Regions from separate parts of the Homo sapiens genome. Here region 2 is linked to region 1. Evidence: read pairs that join two places in POLR2A ChIA-PET (ENCODE). Cell type or tissue: PC-3. All regions are shown on one strand. Links, peaks and the distances in the headings refer to the core of each region. The heading gives the core; the rest is flanking DNA.

Region 1 (8,395 bases), core at 3,638-6,137:
AGACAACAGAAGATAGAAAATAAAGCTTAAACAAAACAGTTTACTTTGTGACAAGGTAGTTATAGAAACACTACTATCTATGCCAATTCATATTCTATTCAATCTAAGATTGGTATAGCTAAAGGGATTATATGTATTTATAAATGGAGGTAAGGAATGTGAAGAAGCATTTATTGGGCACTGAAACATACTAAGTGCTTTACTTATTTATTTTAATTTTAACTTCAGTTCAACACAAATGACTGAAATTGTATTCATTTTAGAGTTCAGGAAAACTGGTCTCAGATCCATTAACTACACTACCAAAGGCCACGTAACTACTTAAAAATTGTAGAAGGTAGTGAGTGAACACAGATCTCTCTCTCTAATTCGTAATGTGATTCTCAGTGTGGTATGGTTCTGAAGCTGATATTGAATTTAGATAGGTTTTTAAATAAATCTCAGACAATTACTCAAAACTAGGAAAAATATTTAGAGAATCTCTGGAGACAGCCAGCCTTAACTTTAGACACATTGGAGCAAATTGCTTGAAATTGAAAACAAAAATTGAATGAGGGAGAGTATAAACATCAGTTGCTTTCTAGCCTCATCAAAGGTGATCCCTCATTTGTGATCTCTATATTAATAATACCTGAAATCGGCAGCAACACTGTTTTCAAATGTTCACTTCTGGACACAGGATTGGATCTCACTTCTCAACTATCTTGAAGTCAGGGGCAGCAGAGTGACTTCCTGGAGCCAGTGAAATGTGACTTAATATGGCACGTATCATTTTTAAGTGAAACGTAAGAACTAGTGAGCATTTCCTCATGCTGGGCACCCACACCCCTCCCCACCGGAAGTCTGATGGGTGGAGCTGTATGCTATGAGATACACCAGATGTCCTGTGGCTACAAGAAACTTTCCAGGCTGCAGCCACTGTGGACTCCAGAGCACGGCGGTTCATACTGGGTAATAGCTTCTTGCGATATGCCATTACTTTCTGCAGGAACAAATATCAATGCACTAAAATCCTCCAGCCTGCTAAAAATGGACTGTGTCCAATGACAAACAGAAGAGAATACTTTGCACTGCTTTAATAGAGACTGTAATATTGTTATTTTATAGAGTTTTAAACAAAACAAATTTTTGTTTTCTAATACTCACAGTACTGACTCGGGATGAGAGAAGGAAAGCGCTGGGTAGAGAAGGGCAGGTCCCTGGCTAGGGCTTCACCTCAGGTCCTGTGCACACGCATATAGGGGAGGACAAGCGCTCCTGTTTTCATGCCCAAGTTTGCATTTTCCAAGACCACCTGGCCTGCCACGTCCCCTATCCTGTGCCTGTAAAAACCCCAAGACAGGCAGGCAGGCACAGAAGTGGCTGGACGTCGAGAGGAACACATTGGCGGAAGAACACACAAGCAGTTGCACACATTGGCGGAAGAACACACAAGCAGCTGTGCCACACAAGCAGCTGTGCAGACGCACGTTAAGAGGAGCGCACGTTGAGAGGAGCGCACGTACGTTGAGAGGAGCGCACGTACGTTGAGAGGAGCGCACGTACGTTGAGAGGAGCGCACGTACGTTGAGAGGAGCGCACGTACGTTGAGAGGAGCGCACGTACGTTGAGAGGAGCGCACGTACGTTGAGAGGAGCGCACGTACGTTGAGAGGAGCGCACGTACGTTGAGAGGAGCGCACGTACGTTGAGAGGAGCGCACGTACGTTGAGAGGAGCGCACGTACGTTGAGAGGAGCGCACCGGAGAAAGAACACACGAGCTGCGGGACAGTGAGAGGAACACACTGGTAGAAGAGCACACAGGCAGCTGGATGTCGAGAGGAGCGGAAGAGCACAGCGACAGGCACTGGTGTCGACCAGCGGAACGACGTGGAGTTTGGCCTGGGAGGTCAGAGAAGAATTTGGCTGCTGGGCAGCCCCACTATAGGGGAAAACCACCTTCCCACTCCATTCCCCTTCTGATCTCCCCATCCACCTCGCTGAGAGCTACCACAACTCAATAAAAAACCTAGCACTCGATCTCCAAGCCCACATGTGATCCAATTTTTCCCGTGCACTAAAGCAAGAACCTGGGATACAGAAAGCCGTCTGTCCTTGTGATAAGGCAGAGGGTCTAATTGAGCTGATTAACACAAGCCACCTGCGGACAGCTAAGCTGAAAAAGCATCCTGTAACACACGCCCACTGGGGCCTCAGGAGGTGTAAACATTCACCCCGAGAGGCTGCATGGGTCCGCGCCCATGGTCCCCATGACTTGCCTGTTTGCCTGCTCTGGCTAAGGGTCTTGACCAGTGGGGCACTGAAGAAGCGAGCCACACCTCCATCGTACGCCCTGCGAGGAGGGTAAGAGAACTTTTTCTGTTTTACCACCAAGACCAGTAGCTTTACTTCGTTGAATTCAAATATGAACCAAATTGTGTTTCGTTTGGGGAATAGCTAAGGATTGGGTATTGTCACTTCCTTCTTCTAGAATGGATTTGTTGTTGTTGTTGAGACACTTATACCTCCCTGTATATAAATTGTTTTTAATCTTGTCTTACCAGTTCATCAGACATTATCATATAACTTTGAATCCCAATAATTAACATGGCCTATATATTTCTCAGGAGCTACCTAATTTCCCATGTAAATAAGTTGTTGCTAGGTCTGTTCTACCAGATATTCAGAAATTTACAGAAAAGTGAAAACATTTGCATTAGATTCACACCACATACATGTTTCTATTATGGCTGACACTCATTTTTTTCCAGACCTGTATTATCTTCAGTGGGTACTGTTTCACCAGCTCCGTATCTAGTTTTCTTGTTGCTAACCTCTCTATTCTGTTATTTGCTGTTTATCATCCACAGGATAAAAACCAACTATCACAATATTTAAATTATTTTTCAGCCTTTCTTCCCACAGCACCCCAAAACCAATTATCTGTTTCTTAAAAATTATAAGTCCTATGACATGGCTGGCAAAACAGATTCTTTCTCCTATTCTCAGTGTGAACCTCAATGTTTTATGTGCTGTTCTCCTACATATCCTCCAATCTCTAATTTCAAATATAACTTTCTCTTTAAAAATCCTTAGTGCTCCCAGGCAGCATTAATCACTTCTTATTCTGTGCTTCATTACATTCACCATACATAATATGATTATTATTATTTGTTTGAATGGCTGTGTCAGTGAATAAAATCTGAGCTAATTATTGACATGAACCCTGTCTTTTTTATTATTGTAGTCCGGATCTTATTGTGAGTGCATCATAAGTACATACTATATTTCTGTTTAATAAATGCTAAGGATTTTCTAATTAGGATACCTGCTATAAAATATTTTATTTCTGTTTCTTATCTCCAGGACCTGCCTTAAGTAAAGATAACTAGTATTAAAAGATTGTATACAGCCTCATGCCTCTTATCGAACCAAATTTTTTCTTCATAAATGATCTTTCCTTTCCACCTCCACCCCTTCCTTCATAAGGCACTTAAGAATTTTCTATACAGTATTCTTTCCTTAACATAGGCTACTGCTGTTTAGAAGGGATGAGATAAACTTAGGTGGAGATGGGTAAAAGTAAATGATAAAGTGCATTGTTTCTTCCATTAATATTTACTTAAATATATAATTTTCAGGTAATAGAAGAAAACTATGCTGACAGAATATAGGACATGACTGAGCTGTTTGATGGTTGCTTTTGTTAAGAAAAAGTGAGCCTTACTCAAAGCTCCTGAAATTACATCCTGTAGAGTAATCTATCATTAGTTTGCTCCTATTCCAAAATGTTTAAACCATTTCTGTATTGCCTTTACTAATTGTTTGAGTATTACCATAGATTTTTTTCTTTGATCTTATTTGGCTGAATATGAGAAATGACCCCAAAAGCAAAATATAGGAAAAGGATGCCAAGAACAATTATTATTTGTAGAGAGTACTTTTTGGGGGACTATTCCTATATACCTCCAACAATGGAGATCACCCAGAGTTGACTGCATGACTAAATATTCTCTTGGGTTGAGTTTAGTGATATGCAATGAGGTCTAGAGCTTGAAATAAATTATATTTGAAACAACAGGCAGAAAAATTAGGTGTGTTAGAGAATATATACAGTTAGAGAGAGTTTGATATAGAGAAAGCAAGTGATATTTTAATGAGTTAAGTTTATGAATTTATCTTTCTGCCCAAAGACAGTACATATGATTTTAATTTGTATTTTTTTGTCCCAATGTCACGTCTGCAACTACACGCAGCTAAAAAACACTGCCTTTCCAGCTAGGTTTCATTGTTACAGGCAATGAAATGAAAGGCTTTCCAGAACAGCCTGTTAGTGCCCTCTGTTGATGTTTTTAAATTTTCAGATCACTTCAGGAAAAGAAACCAGCATGATTTTTTTAATGCTTCTGAAATAATTTTCTTCAGAGGTAATGGGAATGAAGTTTTACTATTTTCATGACGAACTTTTTCACCCCTTAAAATGTGGATATGTGCAAAGGTGTTACTATCACACCGACTTTCCCTTCATCAGCTGTAGTTTTCCTTGGCTGGATGGACTTTATAAAAATAAAAAAGACACATGAAGTTAACAAAACTGCAAACTCAATATGAAATTTCACAGATTAGTGCACAAACCATAGGCTGTTGAATAAATATCTGGGTAAATTCTAGTCAGTGTTTGCAGCCTGCAGAATAATCAAATGCTACCTACATTTTTCAAAGTGATTCTTTGAAATTATTTTATCATATGTGGAAAGAAGTTATGCCTGTACACTTTATTCTGATACCACATTGATCATTACTCATTTTGGCTTTTTATTTTCTCCTGGTTGCATGCTTTGAAAAATCTGGGTCTGAAATATTTATTTAGTATTTCACTGATTGTTTTAAATAGGTGTGCCTATTTAGTCTACAATTAGATACGTAAATAAAGTTGAATCAGTTTTCTAAGGATACACCTTGCAGATAAAAGGCCTGTTGATTTTCATATAATGAACTAATACAGTCTGTGCAAAATTACTTATTTGATACGCATTTTACTCTTTACCTCCCCCAATCTTTTTTTTTCTTTTTAAATTTCTCTACTGTTTTATCCCAGTTGGCAGCTCTTAAACATTTTAATGAAAATTTGGAGATAATGCAATTTAGCTGTATTAAGAACTTTGCCTTTATTTAGGTGATAAACATTCTTTCTCATAATGCGGTTAGACAAATTGAGATGGTGAGCAGGAGTAAGGACAGAATAGGTACATTTCTAATGTCTAATGAGTTATCTCTTTTTAGTCCTTCTTTATTATATTGGAAGTGCCTATTCAGAGCACTAGAAATATTCATTTTAAATATGCCAAAACAAAAACCACAACTAAGAGCCAAATACAAATTATCTGAGGTTTTTCTTTTTGTTTATGTATGAGATTACAAAGCTAGCACTTTCACTATATTTACTGGTGTAAGAATCTAAAATTTTAACTCTGATTTTACAGATTATTTTATAAATAGCTATGCATCTAGTCATTTATTTGGTCAAAATATCTGTAGGTTCTACTCTGTATTTTACTCAGATTCCTTAATTATTTTTACTCTCAAAATAGTTATTTTTTAACAGTACTAGCTGCTAATTTGACTGCAAATTCTATGTATATAACTCTAGGTATGTTTTTACCAAACTAATTTGTCCAGTACCCCAACCTTTATATTTTATTTATAATTTATTAATTTATAATAAAGTAATATAATTTATTATAAATTACTAATTTATAATTAAATTAATAATTAATAATTTTATTTATTTATACATCTGTCTCTGGGAGAAATAATTCTGATGTAGAAAAAGAAGTATGGAGATATATATATGTATATGAAATATATATTTGCTTTTATTGCTCTTAATGAATTTTAAATGCTTTTAAAATTATGTCCAAAACTCAGTAGCATCTGATGTAGTAATTTTTAGCCAAGTACTATTGGAAACTGTAAATGGAAAGCAAAATTTTGTCTCCTTGAAGGCTCTAGTGTTTTTATGAAGTTCACTACGCATGAACTTCATAATTCCAAATAAAAAAATCTTTAAATGAGTAAGAGCACTTGGAACATAGTACAATTTTAGATGGAATGGTGAGGTATTTAGAAGCTTTATCATAGTGATTCAGTAAAACTACTACTACTACTGCTACTACTGCAACATACAAACACACACACATGCATACTCACAAAGAGAGATCTTAATCTAATCCACCTAAGTCTTTTCAACTTCAGCCTCTCACTTTCACAATGGTGAAAGAAAAAGGAGAGATGAGAAAATTAGATGAAAATTAAATCTTTCTTATGTTGCATGTTAGGTAATCATTCAAAAATATCCTAAATTATAACTGTATAAATTAAAATATACTGTAGATACAGGAAAAGATAGTAAGATAAGTGCAACAGTGTATTAATGCCAGAAACTATATATATTCTTATATAGTTGAGACCACAAATAGAGTTGAAATTTCAAATGAATCAGGAAAGAATAATAAAATGTATTTGAGTGAGAAACAAAACAGTATTGAATATGATGTTTTTGAATGCAGATGAAATCAGCTCCTGATTTTAACCAATGAATCAAATTAAGTTTTCAAAGCATTAGCACTTTATTATAACATATGAAACAGTAAAATTGCTTAAAGATTTATGGATAATTACTTACATAATTCTGAAATAAAGGCTTTTGTAAGTATGATTCCATATGTAAGCCCCATGAAAAATAATGTGGCATATTTGATTATATGAATTTCAAAACTTTTGTACAGCAGAAAAGAGAGAGAAACATACGGTTAAAATAGTTTTAAATATATATGATAGGCGAATTACTGATATATTTCTTAAAAAAAGATTTAATGAATAAAATATATAAAATTAACACTCTAAAACTGAGCAAAATTGCACAATAAATAACAGGGTGAAATATATGATCTTACTAGTATTTGAAAATTAAAATAAAAGCAATGCTTAATTGTTTTGCCATTGAAAAACAAAAAAACTAATGTTTTCTCTTACCAGTTGTATGGAGAAATGAACGTTCTCATATATTTTTGTTTGGAATTGAAATCTGTACGTAGAAAATCAGTGATGATGATAGCTACAGGAGACACAGATTACTAGGCAGATAGAGGTAGGTCCCCAGTGAAACTCAACCTTCAAGTCAACGGCAGTTTAAAACCTGAAAACTGAGCGGCCAGTTCTGGGTGGAGTTCATGACCAGAGTGAGAACTTTCTCAGTGCCTTTTAGCCAATCAAATGGTGCTTTTGTTCAGGCCTGCCCATGGACCAATCAGCACACACTCCCCCATTCTGAGGCCATAAAAAACCTGGACTCTGCCACAGAAAGCTAAAGAAAACCTAGGCAATACCATTCAGGGCATAGGAATGGGTAAAGACTTCATGACTAAAACACCAAAAGCAATGGCAACGAAAGCCAAAATTGACAAATGGGATCTAATTAAACTAAAGAGCTTCTGCACAGCAAAAGAAGCTATCATCAGAGTGAACAGGCAACCTATAGAATGGGAGAAAATTTTTACAATCTATCTATCTCACAAAGGGCTAATATCCAGAATCTGCAAAAAACTTAAACAAATTTACAAGAAAAAAAAAACCCCTCAAAAAGTGGGTGAAAGATATAAACAGACGCTTCTCAAAAGAAGAGTTTTATGTGGTGAACAAACATATGAAAAAGAGCTCATCATCACTGGTCATTAGAGAAAAGCAAATCAAAACCACAATCAAATACCATCTCATGACAGTTAGAAAGGCGATCATTAAAAAGTCAGGAAACAACAGGTGCTGGAGAAGTATTGAAGAAATAGCATGCTTTTACACTGTTGGTGGGTGTAAATTAGTTCAACCATTGTGGAAGACGTTGTGGTGATTCCTCAAGGATCTAGAACCAGAAATACCATTTGACCCAGCAATCCCATTACTGGGTATGTACCCAAAGGATTATAAAGCATGCTAATATAAAGACACATGCACATGTATGTTTACTGTGGCACTGTTCCTAATAGCAAAGACTTGGAACCAACCCAAATGCCCATCAATGATAGACTGGATAAAGAAAATGTGGCACATACACACCATGGAATACTATGCAGCCATAAAAAAGGATGAGTTCATGTCCTTTGCAGGGACATGGATGAAGCTGGAAACCATCATTCTCAGCAAACTATCGCAAGGACAAAAAAAACAAACACCACATGTTTACATATTGCTACAACAGTGATTAATATGAAACACTTTAAACATTGATTACAAAGAATTAATTTTTAAATATATATTAATCAGAAGCATTCCACAAATTATATGTTAGAATATTGGGTAATCTGCAGAAATGCTTATTAAAGCTAGTCATTAAGCCAAATGTACATGGTAATCCCACACT
Region 2 (2,500 bases), core at 1-2,500, 760 kb before region 1:
AAATGAGATGAGAGCAAGTTAAAAAGCTTCTGCACAACAAAGGAAACAGGGAAGAGACAATCCACATTATGGGAAAAATATTTGCAAACTGTCCATCTGGCAAAGGATTAATAACTAGAATACATAAGGAGCTCAAACAATAGGAAAAAATTTAATAATCTTATTTAAAAATGGGCAGAAGATCTGAATATACATCTCAAGAAGACATACAAATGACAAACAGGTGTATGGAAAGGTGCTCAGCATCACTGATTGTAAAAGAAATGCAAATCAAACCTACAATGAGAAATCTCACCCCAGTTAAAATAACTTTTTTCCAAAAGACAGGCAGTAACGATCCTGGTGAGGATGTGGAGCAAGTAGAACCCTCATACACTGTTGGTGGGGTTGTCAATCAGTACAGCCAGTATGGAGAACAGTATGGAGATTACTCAGAAAAGCTAAAAATATAACTACCATATGATCCAGCAATCCCACTGCTAGGTATACACCCAAAAGTAAAGAAATCAGTATATGGAGCAGATATTTGCGCTCCTCTTTTATTGTAGCACTGTTCACTATAGCCAAGATTTGGAATCAGCCTAAGTGTCCATCAGTACACGAATGAACAAAGAAAATATAGTACATATACACAACGGAATACTATTCAGCCATAAAAGGAATGAGATCTTGTTATTTGCAACAATATGGATGGAACTGGAGGTCATTATGTTCAGTGAAATAAGCCAGGAATAGAAAAACTAACTTTGCATGTTTTCACTCATTTATGGAAGCTAAAAATTAAAACAGTTGATCTCATGGAGATAAGAGAGTAGAAGGATGGTTACCAGAGGCTGGAGAAGGGTAGTGGGGTAGTGAGAGGGAAATGGAATGCTTAATGGCTACAAAAGCATAGTTTGATAGAATGAATAAGACCTAATATTTGATAGCACAACAGGGTGACTGCAGTCAACAGTAATTTATTCTACATTTTAAAATAACTAAAAGTGTAATAGGAATGTTTGTAACACAAAAAAAGGATAAATGCTTGAGATGATGGATACTCTATTTACCCTGATGTGATTATTACATATTGTATCCTGTATCAAAATATCTCAGGTACCCCATAAACATATATACCTACTATATACCCATAACAATTTTAAATTTAAATTAAAAAATCATTTTATCATTGTCAACAAATGGAAATGTATAGAATTTTCCATGATGATATTTAGGAGAAAAATCCTGGGTCAAGCTATAAGGATCTATCTAAAATATATTAATATATTAACTTTAACAAATATTGAATATTATGAAAGCATACATAATAATATATGTATTATATATATTATATAGCATAGTGTATTACTGTGACCCCCATAAGTCAGCAAGACCCCCAAATGTTAGTTTATATATACTGACACAGAATTACACTGTATATGAAAGCCTGGTTCGGTTTTGAAAATCTTGACACAAATTGGGTCTTCTGAAATTTAGTTATCTGCTTAAATGTCTATAGGTAATTTTTACATGAAAATTTTCTATTTTAATAAATAAATACTCAATGTTTTTACATTAGTCACCTCTTCTGGAAGCTATACTAGTTATAAGTTGCAATGATACAGACATTGGAAAACTGAGTCGTCTCTTTATAGAAATTATAGTTGAATCCTCAGTCATCTAATTGGTCTCCAAGAGAACCATGAAGAAATATTGTTGACCTATTTCCCACATTTTGCCTGTTACAGATTTGTGCCCACTTGGACTTTAATTATTCTTACCACCCATCTCTTCCATGTCTTTCTGTTAACAAGTAGTAAATTCACATACATTATTGCTTTTTCTGAGAATATTTGCATTTTAATAATTCTCTTTGAATACTCACAAAGTATTGAAGATGTAATGGTCTAAATAGGTAATGGGAGAATTGTATCATGTTTTTTACTTTATATATTTTAAATTTGGGGGGGGCAGGAAGGGAGCAGGAGAGCATTTCCAACATAATTTACAACGCACCTTCTAATTAAGTATATTTTAATAACACCAGCCATAACTCTGAGACTGAAATCACAACATCTTCCTTTTGTGAGGTACTCTGCTCCACCCTCCCAGTTCAGTGCAGAAGTCCCATCTAGAAATTTCTTACAAATAATCACCTGTTATTCGAATACTTTGCAGTGCTAAGAATATCACTGTTTCACAAGATAAACAGTATTGTTTTTTAATAAATAAAAATGTTATCTTAAAATCAACGCATTAGTTCTGTACTCTGAGGCTAACACCTGTTCTATGTGCCAGCTATTCAAATCAGAAAGGCATTTAACATGCTTCTTAGATTACCACCTCTCCCTGCTTTTTCCTCTTCCAGACCAGATATGGCTAGTTTCTTAAATCGATTCTCATGATACTTTCCAGACCTCTTACCATTGCATCTCCCTTATTAAAATGCACCCAGCATTGTTCACATTCCTCCTACACTAACAGCAGAGTATTCTAGATACGGTCTGGCAAGTATGAC

Evidence for each region. ChIA-PET counts read pairs that join two places held together with the same protein. Peaks named below come from ENCODE experiments on the same cell type or tissue, not always from the same donor. Only the 100,000 strongest peaks of a DNase experiment are listed, where the experiment ranks them.
Region 2: POLR2A ChIA-PET joins it to region 1 with 5 read pairs; 2 of 35 experiments call an interaction of 5 or more read pairs at or near these places.

The regions. Positions count from the first base shown.
Region 1 is chr3:80,763,707-80,772,101 of GRCh38, reverse strand. LINC02050 (long intergenic non-protein coding RNA 2050) reads right to left here and starts at 7,205. Exons shown (of 3, transcript NR_147144.1): 1 at 7,015-7,205. LOC105377177 (a long non-coding RNA gene) reads left to right here and starts at 1,754. Exons shown (of 4, transcript XR_940994.3): 1 at 1,754-2,343. RefSeq lists an enhancer at 1,012-1,564. In PC-3, for the core only: a CTCF peak has its summit at 4,305 (motif pointing left); no DNase peak of the experiment used is centred there; H3K4me3 peaks cover 1,916 bases.
Region 2 is chr3:81,521,995-81,524,494 of GRCh38, reverse strand. The region is part of intron 14 of GBE1 (1,4-alpha-glucan branching enzyme 1); the gene reads left to right. Among named protein-coding and RNA genes, the nearest start is that of GBE1, 240 kb to the left of the region's middle. In PC-3, for the core only: no CTCF peak of the experiment used is centred there; no DNase peak of the experiment used is centred there.